Regions from separate parts of the Homo sapiens genome. Here regions 2 and 3 are each linked to region 1. Evidence: chromatin loops called from intact Hi-C (ENCODE). Cell type or tissue: B cell. All regions are shown on one strand.

Region 1 (4,000 bases):
CCAGCCATCCAGGGCAGTAGCTTGATCAATATTACTGTCATTTGTCAAGTGGCTGAACAGACATCTGTCTACCAAGTGAGTCTTCTCTCCTTGAGGACAGGGACGAGGCTTGCTCATTTCTGACGCGGTACCTGCCCCATCGCAGGGCCCATCTCAAGCAAGAAACTTTTATTTTTGGTCCCATCACGACATTCCAGAGTGTAAAACAGCAAGATGCACCCACCACCCTCAAAGTAGCTTGGCAAGTCGGGGCACGAGGGGGAAAAGCACTAAAATTTAAAAATGAGAAGAAATGGCCGGGCGCGGTGGCTCATGCCTGTAATCCCAGCACTTTGGGAGGCTGAGGCGGGCGGATCACGAGGTCAGGAGATCGAGACCATCCTGGCTAACATGGTGAAACCCCGTCTCTGCTAAAAATACAAAAAAGATTAGCCGGGCATGGTGGCGGGCGCCTGTAGTCCCAGCTACTTGGGAGGCTGAGGCAGGAGAATGGCGTGAACCCGGGAGGCAGAGCTTGCAGTGAGCCGAGATCGTGCCACTGCACTCCAGCCTGGGTGACTCCGTCTCAAAAAAAAAAAAAAAAATTAGAAGAAATGAAGAAGACAGCAGGAATTGTTCTCTGCCAGAGCATAAATTTCACAAGACAATGCTCCCAAACAAAATTCACTGCAAACAGTTTAAATAAACAGCTGTGACACCTAAGGGTAAGACTGAAAAGCAGAAATGACACAAAATTGGGGGTCGGAAGGCCTGGCTGTGAGTGTTAACTTCTGGCATTTACCAGCTATGTGTGTGGGAGCAGGGTATTAACACAATGGCTCTGACTGAGCCCACCAGGCTGTCATCCTCAGTGGTCAACACAACGACTAGTTTGGAAAGGTCTTTGCTCCTGGACAACACATGCAAAATCTTATTATTGTCATGACCTCCCATAGGAGGTGGCTACAGAAGCAAGGCTCAGGGTTGGCCCTGGATGTGACACCTTCAAAACTGCTCTCACCCGCAGCATCACCACTCCCTGACAGAGCCTCTCAGAAGGTAAAGTCAAAAGCCATTGTTCAAAACCTTCCCTACAACCCTTAAGGACTTAGAAAGGCCGAAACACCCTCCTGGGTTCAGTCTGTGATTGAAGACTTCTCTGGCACTTGCTCAGCTCCGAGTGATTCATCATTTCCTGGAGAGAAGCTACCCAAAACCCACTCACTGCCCAGAGAGCAAACACGATCTGTCACATCTGCCCTCACGGCAGGTGCTTAAAGGGCACCTGTGGGCTTAAGGCACATCCAAGGAGCCTGGTGATTCAAAAGCCAACCTAATATCACTCTGGGATGGGGTGCCCCTTATCTGTGTTCCTGTTATCAGCAGGAAATTACAGCTCTCAGATACAGACCTGGCTGCTGCTCGTGGGGCCAACGGATCATGTCAGGACAACTAAATGACCACCCCTGGCACCCTTCCTCTAGGGAAGGCACTGTCGGCTCCCCAGCTGGGCTTGACAGGGACGATTTTGGGGCTTCCTGCTCACTGCCCTAGCCGCCCTCCTCTGAGCACACTACAGTCAGTGTCTCAGCACCTGGGGACTCTATCTGTGGTCCGCCCAGCACTGGATAAAGTCACAAACATCACGCTGTTACTGGTGTTCGCCGAGATCACATCCACCTTGGAGGTTTACAAGACAAATGAGGATTTTCATCCAAAGCATTTAAAAACACAAAAAGCTTCTAGGAAGTGCCCAAAATGGTATCATGACTAATAAGACTTGCATGAAAATGAAATTGATTTATAAATAGTGTTAGCTTCCTCCTGTAATTTACACTTACGGCAAAGAGGAAGTCTTTTCAGAGCATTGTGGACTGATACTTAACGGCGGTTGATAAGGGTGATGAATTACCTGTGACAAAAGAGGAAGTCTGGCTCAGACTCAGGGTGATACAGGGAAAGGAACACAGACAGAAAGTCAGGCCACCTGGGCAGCAGCCCACGCCCTGCTGTAACTGGCACACACTTATAGGCAGCTGCTGCCCTCTGCCAGGTCTGGATTGACTGAGTCCACCAGCGTCCCTGTGGTTAAACTGTCCTGGCCAGAGTGCCTTGAGGAGCTTCTTAAACAGAAGAGCACAGCTCTGCATCCATCACTACCTGCTGGGAAATTGGGGACTTTCTTGGCATGCCAGGGTTCGTGAGACATTCCCGTCCAAAATACAAAAACTCACTAGAAAAGCTGGAGATGCTTTAAAAGGCCTGCAGGTCAGAGGCCCTGCAAGTCAGAGGCCTTTTAAAGGTCTTTCAATACTTCCTGACAAAAGTGATGAAAGAGCAAAAACAGCCAGCCCTGGGGTCCCGCCACCAAAGCCCTGCCTGTGTTAGGCAGGTGGGAAATTTTGCAGCTCTTGCAGTGAGCTTCCAGGGTGGCAAAGTGGCAGGCGTCTCCTCCTCCAGCACACCCCCACCCTGCTCATCCCCCTCCTTGCCCAGGGACAGGAGGGCGTTCCCATAATTAAGCTCATCTGTAGAACTCCAGCACACAGCAGACGCTCCAAAGCATTCACGACCGCAATTTCATACAGTTCCAGAAAGGACAGCACTGCGGACACTGTCAGGATGAGGTGACAGAGGTCACATGGTTTCTTGCCTCACGATTAAATTAGAAAATTCCACATTTATTCCAAAATTGGCAGAATCCATCTCCAGGCTTCACAAATTGCCAAGAAACGCTGCTTTCTTGGAACTGCCAAAATTCAAAACCCCTGCCACAGCTTTCCTAACCCCACAATTTTTGCCAACACCAGCCACCTCTAGAAGATTAAGGTCAGTTTAAAATGGCCTTGGAGGCCGGGCGCGGTGGCTCACGCCTGTAATCCCAGCACTTTGGGAGGCCGAGGCGGGCGGATCACGAGGTCAGGAGATCGAGACCATCCCGGCTAAAACGGTGAAACCCCGTCTCTACTAAAAATACAAAAAATTAGCCGGGCGTAGTGGCGGGCGCCTGTAGTCCCAGCTACTTGGGAGGCTGAGGCAGGAGAATGGCGTGAACCCGGGAGGCGGAGCTTGCAGTGAGCCGAGATCCCGCCACTGCACTCCAGCCTGGGCGACAGAGCGAGACTCCGTCTCAAAAAAAAAAAAAAAATGGCCTTGGAACAGCTCAAAAGAAAAAATGGACAAAACATATAGACAGTTCACATTTGGCCAATAATATATGAGAGAGATATTCAACCCCATTCATAATTAAAGATACAGGAATCGAAAGAGGCCTTTCAGATGGTCCAAAATCAAAGCATTTCATTAAAACCCCAGGGCCCATGAAAAGTAGGAGAATCAGACATCGTCACTCACTACTAACAGGGTCATAAATGGGGTAAGCAATGTGGCAATGCCCATCTTTTGGGGCACCTATTGGCAAACCCTAGCAACTATACCGCTGGGAACTGATTGTACAAATACAGTAAGATCCGTGTACAAAAACAGTAACTGTAGCATTAATTGTAATAGGGAAAATCAGAAATAACTTAATATCTGTATGACTCTGGCTTAATAAATTATGGGCCATCCACATTGTAAAATGGAATATTATGAGGCTGATAATAAAATGGTAGAGAGGTAGCTCCATAAATATTAACATGAAAATGTATATATAGAATGAAAACAGGTACAAAAATACTTATAATATGGACCCATTGTGGTTTTTTGTTTGTTTGTTTTGTTTTGTTTTGAGACGGAGTTTCGCTGTGTTACTCAGGCTGGAGGGCAGTGGCGCAATCTCGGCTCACTGCAAGCTCCGCCTCCCAGGTTCACGCCAATCTCCTGCCTCAGCCTCCCGAGTAGCTGGGACTACAGGCGCCTGCCACCAGCCTGGCTAATTTTTTTGTATTTTTAGTAGAGACGGGGTTTCACCATGTTAGCCAGGATGGTCTTGATCTCCTGACCTCGTAATCCACCCATCTCGGCCTCCGAAAGTGCTGGGATTACAGGCGTGAGCCACCGCGCCCAGCTGGACCCATTT
Region 2 (4,000 bases), 320 kb before region 1:
AACTTGAAACAGAGCAGCACTTTGCAGGCATGGCAGATGCCAGCATTTTCAACCTCACACTGCCAGCTGAAGCTCACCTCTGCTTTCACTTACTGGATGTGTGACCTTGGGCTCTCTCTGTAAGACGCTTAAACCTGCTTCCTTCTCTGTAAAATGTGGGTAATAACGCTTACATCTCAGAGTTGTTGCGTTTTCTATAAAGCCAGCTAAGATGGCTGACTTAGAACATTAGCTATTATTATGACTATTCCTCAAGCTCCTGTGTACTTGGGCACTGACTCTGGAGCCAGACTTCTTAGGTTCAAATTCAAGCTCTGCCAGTTTCTATTTGTGTAACCTTGAATAAATTGCTTAACTTCTCTGCCTCAGTTTCGTTATCTGTAAAATGGGGATAATAATATCATTTACCTCATTGGGTGGTTGTGTGAATTAAATGGATGAATATGTATCATGTCCTTAAAGTGGTATTCGGCATAGAGTAAATACTATGTAAGTGTTTCATAAGTGAAATAAAATAAGTGAAATACACATATATTTGTGTGTACATATATATACATATGAAAGTGCTGGCGCAACACAGGTTCAATAAATGTTGGACATGATGATCATCGCCACAAAAATCCCTTTTTTAGGACTAGAGATGAAGCTTTAGAAGCCAGTTCCTGTGTCTGGCATGTGTTGGCAGTGGAGATGGGGAAATAGGAACCTGTCAGAGAAAAAGCACCAAGGTCATTTCAGCAGACCCAGTCACTGAGAATGCTTCTGCTTGGGGATGGAGGTAAGCAGAAGGCAGACACAGAAGAGGACTCTAGACTTCTGTCTGGGCAGCACTGTAGATGGTGGTAGCTTTATTTGAATGGAAACTCCAGGAAGCATCAGATTTGAGATGAAAGAAAATGGGTTCATGTTTGGATATGTTGAGTTTGCGGTTCCTACAAGACACTTCAAGGCAAAAGAAACCCTCTTATCCAAGCAAGACCTGCACAGAATCCTGGCCAAGGTGCTGTCCGACAACCATGTGAACCGTTTTGCTTTGTCCACAACAACTCATACTCAGTATTCAAAAACACTAAAGACAATCAATAGATGTACTTGTCCCCTGCCACCTGCCTGTGAGGCCTTTTGGAGGTCTGCAGGTCCAGCGTCTCCTAAGATCAACAGCCCTTGACAATGTTCAGCCATTTGTCCTTTACAAAGTGTTTTCATGTCTCTGATCCTATTTGAGCTTGTGAAAAGATTACCATCCCTATTTTATTTATAGGAAACTGGAGTTGGGACTAGACCCATGTCTTCTCTTTGTCCAGAACACTCTTTGCTATCACTTGATTAGCACCAACTGGTAGGAACTGTTACCTACTTAACCCACATTACGTTATTTAATCCTCCAATCAACCAAGGAGACAGATGCCATCAGCTCTGTTTTCAAATGATGTAGAGGAATTTGTATAAGATCACATGGGCATTTGACAAATTTGGGATAACTGAATCTAAATCCGTGTTATATTTTTGTACTTTTTTTGGATTTTATTATAATAATGTTTAGATGATAATACAAGTTTCTTCAAGACAGACCAGTCTTCATGGGTTCAAATCCCGGCTCTGTCTCTTAATAGCTGTGGAGCTTTGGGCAAGTTATTTAACTGTGTCTCTACTTCCATACTTATAAATTGTGATAATAATGGCATATGACACAATGCCTTATAATGAAAATTAATTAAAATTTGTAAAAAGCTTAGCAAAGACCTCAAAAGTCTGTAGGCTCTTGGTTAATATTAGGTATTGCCATGGCTATAATTATGATTACCATAGAACCCATTTTCTCCAAAAGTGGAGATCAAACTTTGGACATCAGTCAGCAATAAACCAAGCTTAGTAATTATTTTCCTTTATAATATTAGGGCCACAAATTCACCTTAGAATTTCTATCAGTCAATGCAAAGAAGAAAATATGATTACAGAATACAAAAGATAAAAGAAATATTCAGTTGAGGCTCAACTAGTCTTTAAGATGAGTTTGGAGAGGAACTTCTCTCATTGTTCATAATTCAATGAACAATGAACAATATGTTCACAAATGCCCCCATTGTCAAACCCAGCCTGGTCAACAAGTGGCAATCTTTTTAGAAGTCACTGGCCCAAAAGATTCCACAAGAAAGCAGCCATGGTGGATCATCAGCATTGTGGTGATGCTCTTTTTTGTTTTTTTCCACCAGAGTTCTGGGCCTCCCTAGCCCTCAAGAAGCCCTTTCTTTCACTTCTGCTTTTTTTTTTTTTTTTTTTTTGGTTTAGAGGTTGGGCTGTAAATAATAATAATGATGATGCCAATAACTGGATAAGGTATTGGACACTAGTTGAGTATGGTTTGAGGTCCCCAGGGCTTCTTAGAGGTCATCAGTGTATTGTCTTCATTGATCTTGAGAGATCCATGGAACATAAGAAAGAGAAGAGACTTTGCAATCAGGCAGACCCCATCAGTCCAGTTCCCCACGTGTCTCAGGACCCCAGAGGAACACTCGGTTCTCCACAGTCGCATTGTGATGTCTCAGGGCCATTAATCCTCTTTATATTCCAACTTTCAGAATCTCTAAAAATACTGGGCTCATTAGAGTGGCTTCAGATGGATAAGATGCACCTTCATTTATCTCAAAATCATAATTCTCTTAGTATTCAACTCTAGTTGGTTTTTCTTGAGAGAGGCAAAACTTCTCCTTTCTACAGCTGTCTTCACTCCTGGGTCTCTCCCAAGCTCCACCATTACCAACAGGCACAGCCCCATCACCAGCCTTCCCCATAACCCACAGACTTTTTTCCCGTGGCACCTTCCCTGTGGGTAACTGCAGTTTATATATAACTCTTTCTAATCCCTGAAAGGATTTAAACAGTTGCGGCTGAAGACACTGCTTTTTAAAAAGTCATAAAACATTAAAATAAGCCTTTCGTATCTCCACTATAGATACAATCTCTCCCATCTCTGGGCTCCTCAAGCATCTTAATTCTTTTAAATTACTCATCACATCTTGCATGGTTTCATAGTTATTCAGATTCATAGTTGTGCGGTCCCTCTAATCTAAACCATGACTTTCTTGAGGCAAAACCCATATAAAATCTGTACAAGTGATTCTTAAATATCCAGGAAATGAATAAAAAGTATTTAGAAGACATCTTGGGGGTGGGAATAGGGCAGTGAGAGAGGGACTTCTCTCTGAAGGAGTTCCTCATATAGTGGGTGAGACAGATACAGGAGCATGATTATAGTTCAGATTTACAAACATCATGATAGACTCAGTAACTGTAGGAGCATGGAGAAGTGCTCAAAAGACTTGGGCAAATGAATTCTTTATAGCAAGCATAATAATAAAAAGGACATGAGCAAGCCATGAAAGGAGGCTAACAGGAAGCACTGACAGTTAATACAATACTTGGTTAATACAGCCCCCAGGAGAAAACGGAAACAGAGTGCCTTGTAGAGCTCTGAGTGTCAAATCAAACACACCAGTTTACAGGGAATACAAACGTTTATCCTTGTCTGGTCCTGCTTTTGACAATACTTTACCTAAGAGACACTGAGTTACACAATGAAGAACATAACAGAAATAATAGTTTTAAATTGTAGAAATGACAAAATTCAAGGGCATGTTTCTGATCCCTTTGGGGCAAGTAAATACCCATGAAAAACTGAAGAAATAGAAAGCTGGTGTGGATGTGGAGAAACTGGATTATTCATGCATTGCTGGTGGGAATGTAAAATATTGCAACCAGGCTGGAAAACAGTTTGCTATTTCTTACAAAAACAAATGTGCATCTACCGTGCAACCTATCAACTGCGTCTCAAATATTTATCCCAGAAAATGAAAACATGTTTGCATAAAAGCCTGTGCACAAATGTTTATAACAACTCTCTTTGTAATAATCCAAACCTGGAAACAACCCAGGTCTCCTTCACCTGGTGAATGGGCTAAACACACTGTGGCACACACGCACCATGGAATACCACTTAGCA
Region 3 (4,000 bases), 830 kb before region 1:
CCGAATTATGTCACTCTGGGCTTTCTGCACCGTTGCCACCATTAACACCTGGAAGGCCTTTGATTGTCACATTAGCAAAACATGCCATAAAGCATGAGCTTCCCTTCTTCCCACAGAAACCCTGGCCCCTTTGCAAGGGGGGGAGGTGGGGCAGTGTCACAAAGGTGGCTTTCAGCCCTAGAAGGCTTTCTTGATTAGGCCTCTGAGGGGAGACTTCCACGAAGTCTTCTCACAGGAATTTGCAGCCAGTTACAGCACTGATTTCCAGCAGCTTCTAGATGAAGGACTCTTGGAACCTCTGAGCCCAGAAGGACAGTGGAGATTGGTTGCTCAAATCACCTTATTTTATAGAGATGAAAATTGATGTCTCAGGTGAAAAATTTAATTTTCAACATGAATTTTTCTGACCACCGTGTGTCAAATAGGATGCAAAATGTTGAGGATACAATGATCTCTAACTTCATCTCATTCAGAAGTGGAGACTGTCTATCACGTGCAAGATGCAGGGAACGTTTACTAACTACCACCGAATACAGCAGAGCTGTGAATATAACGACAGCCACAGGTTCCTTGTCAGGAAGTGCAAAATAGGATCACACACACACACACACACACACACAATGTCTCTACAAATAACTAAGGTAGCCAAATAATAAAATATCTACCTTTCAAAATAGCTACACATTTAACATTCAATCATGTGTAAAGTATGTTAATTTTTCTCTGCTCATTTCCTGATGCAAGTTTATTTGAACTCATCCTGTCTCCTCAGTATCATGTCTTCCTTGTCAATCAAAGCGCTCTTTGAGTCACCTAGTGCGCCTAATCTTTATTTAGGTTTGAGAGGCAGATCTTCTTGAATCTTTATAAAAGGTTGTCACTGGAAGTTTTTTCCCAAGTCACAAGTTTCTATTTACTATTCATGATCTTTGCAACATACATCTCTTACCCAATTGCGTTCCTAAAGTGGTTTTGATATCCTTGTTTGTGACAACGTGCAAGAAATGAACTTGGGAGGTCATCACCAACTCCCAATCCCCAGAGAAATAATTACACCTAAATTACATTTCTTTGCCCCCTTTGTTAATAATCCCGTTAAGAGACTTCTATGGAGATCCAATACCAATGTTTACTGAGGTTGCTTCATGTTAATGTCTCTTCTCCAAATACTAATCTGATTTGAAAAGTAAAATATTTGGGAAAGTCCTCTATAGTAGATTTTATATAGAACTAGATATGTTGCAATTCCTTATTCTCAAAATGATGTGTAGTTTTGGGGAAGACAGTTTTCCTTTTAATCTGACCTTTATGGCATAAGTGGAAGGGTAATACAGTAGTCCCTCCATTTCCGTGGGGAATATGTTCTATGGAATATGTTCTAAGACCCCCACTGGATGCCTGAAACTGCAAATGGTACTGAACCCTATACATACTACACTTTTTTCTGTACATACATACCTATGATAAAGTTTAGCTCATAAATTAGGCACAGTAAGAGATTAACAACAATAATAAAATAGAACCTTGATCACAATATGCCAGTTTCACTATTGTTGCACTCTGAGGCCATTATTAAGCGAAACAAGGTTTCCTGCACACAAGTACTGCAATACCAGGACAGTGATTCTGAGAGCTGGGATGGCTACTGAGTGACTCACAGGCCGGGAGCATACGCAGTGTGGATACATTGGACAGAGGGATGAATCAAGTGCTGGGCAGGAGAGAGCAAGGCAGCACAAGGTTTCATCATGCTACTCACAATGGCACACAATTTACAACATGATTTCTTTCTGAGATTTTCCATTTAATGTTTCCAGACTGCAGTTAACCATAGGTAACTGAAAAGTGAAACTGGAAAGTGAAACTGTGGTTAAGGAGGAAGGAGGAAGTACTGTGTGGAAGAGAGTGTGAATGACTTTTTCTAGAAGAAAGGGGATGAGTTAAGAAACTTTCCAAGGAGGAAGTGATACTAGAGGGTGAGTTAGAAGGACCATAGGTCATGGTGTTAAGCAAGTGAAGTTGGAAGCACCCCTCATATAAAGGTACTATGGGGAAATGTTAAGAACCATGGAATATCTGAGATTTTCTTTTCTTTGCAACCAGGCAAGTTAGCTATTGCAGGTTCATGAGTGCCGGCAGAAGAAATGAGACTCCTGGACCAGAGACAAAGGACCATTGTTTACAACACAGACAGCAGCATAAACTTCATGGTTGCATTGGTTCGCCTTGTTCCAACTTCTAATGGAGGCAACACAAAAGTGGACTCAGGTGAATGCTGCATGCACAGGTGTGCATCACAAATGAGGAACTCCAATCTCATGAACTCAAATCTTTTATACTAGATTGCAAGCAAACTTGTGGGAATTTTTTCCCAGAAGGAAGACATTATCTTTCTTTTACCTGGCACTTAACAAACTTACCCTCTACTCTGGAGGATGATGCTATCTATATCTTCCAAGGCTTCTTGCTATACAAACATCCTTGAAAATATAGTTATCTTTTAGTGCTTCTGCTTGCAATACCTTCAGAAATGGGAAAACCCAATGGAGAATTGACTCCCAATAGGAAAAGCAAATATACTTGAAATGACTTACTTGAGGTCACAAAGCCAACCAGGTCTACTCACAGGCTACACAGTGCACATACACTCTACTCCCGGCCTTTCCTGCTGACATCATTCTTCTGTGGGATGATTGGGTCCTCTAGATAGCATGCAAGCCCGAGGAGGCACACAATGAGGGAAGAGCCCATGCAGCAGGCAGACTTCTAAAGTGACCCCCAATGGCCCACATCCTTGTACAATACTTACCCCTTGAGTGTAGGAGCAATAGGAAGGGTATCTCTTCTGTAACTAGATCAGTTATACATCAAAGGTGAAAAGATTTTGAAAATGTAATTAAGGGCCCTAATTAATTGACTTTGAGGTAGTCTAAGAGAGATTATCCTGAGTGAGTCTGATATAATCAGGCGAGCCATTTAAAACAGGTGCCTTGTTGTGGAAAGAGCCACATGACAGAGAATGACAGGTGTCTTCTAGAACCTCAGGAGTTCTGTCTCACAACTACAAGGAGTTGAATTCTGCAAACTAACAGTGAGCTTGGAAGAAAATGCCAAGCCTCAGATGAGTTCACAGTCCTAGTAGACACCTTGATTGTCTGAGCAGAGAACCTAGTTACGCTGTACCTGGACTTCTGACTCACGGAAGCTGTAAGATAAGAAATCTGTGTTGTTTTAAGTTACCAAATCTGTGTACATTTGTTATATACAACTAATGCACCCCAAGACTGACTTCTAGTTGTTGTATATTTCTTAACTATGCTTCTATAAGATAGCAGAATGAAGACACACGTATTTATTGAGCACTATTACTTGTTTTTATTCATCTTTCTTAAATATGTGCATAGCTCATATTAATTTCAATGTTTAATATTAGAAGTGTTTTGCTCTTTATTTAGAAGTTTGATGATGTTTTTGTGATTAGAAATATGCTGCAGGAACTTAAGTCCTATTTATATCAATTAGCCTGTGGTAAAGTTGGTTTCATTATACATCATTTAGCTTGAAGTCCAGTTTTCAAGAACCTACTAGATCTGACTTTTAGAACTATATTAATATTTTGCATACGCAAATATAATTAATAAGAACGGAAGAAAAAAACTCCACATGGAATGCGAACAGAAACAAAGTAACCAAACTGCATTTCAAGTTAATAACACAACCGCACTAAAGGAAAAAAGAAAAAAAGAAATGTCACTTTTGAGAACATGTTTCTCTAGTTAATAAGTCCTCTGCATTAGAAGTTGGCAAATCTTCTTTCTAAAGGGTCAAATAGTTAATATTTCTAGCTCTGTGAGCTATATGATCTCTATTCCAAATATTCCGCCTTTGGATCCAGAAATCAGCTATAGATAATATGTAAATGGATGGGGGAGTGGCACTGTGTTCCAATCCAACTTTATGCATGACATTGAAATTTGAATTTCATATAAGTTCCGTATGC

The links. Hi-C counts contacts between places; a loop is a spot of excess contacts. Peaks named below come from ENCODE experiments on the same cell type or tissue, not always from the same donor. Only the 100,000 strongest peaks of a DNase experiment are listed, where the experiment ranks them.
Region 2: it touches region 1 in a loop (3.0-fold over the local background); 1 of 110 quality-filtered maps calls a loop at or near these places.
Region 3: it touches region 1 in a loop (4-fold over the local background); 1 of 110 quality-filtered maps calls a loop at or near these places.

What each region holds. Positions count from the first base shown.
Region 1 is chr2:11,751,561-11,755,560 of GRCh38, reverse strand. All of the region lies in intron 1 of LPIN1 (lipin 1), which reads right to left. Among named protein-coding and RNA genes, the nearest start is that of LPIN1, 6.9 kb to the right of the region's middle. RefSeq lists an enhancer at 1,557-1,766. In B cell, a CTCF peak has its summit at 2,093; DNase peaks (open chromatin) are centred at 750 and 1,890; H3K4me3 peaks cover 1,263 bases; H3K27ac peaks cover 1,821 bases.
Region 2 is chr2:12,069,776-12,073,775 of GRCh38, reverse strand. The region is part of intron 2 of MIR3681HG (MIR3681 host gene); the gene reads right to left. Among named protein-coding and RNA genes, the nearest start is that of MIR3681HG, 65 kb to the right of the region's middle. RefSeq lists an enhancer at 2,039-2,158. In B cell, no CTCF peak of the experiment used is centred here; a DNase peak (open chromatin) is centred at 2,325.
Region 3 is chr2:12,586,111-12,590,110 of GRCh38, reverse strand. No RefSeq gene overlaps it. Among named protein-coding and RNA genes, the nearest start is that of TRIB2, 130 kb to the left of the region's middle. In B cell, no CTCF peak of the experiment used is centred here; a DNase peak (open chromatin) is centred at 1,850; H3K4me3 peaks cover 501 bases.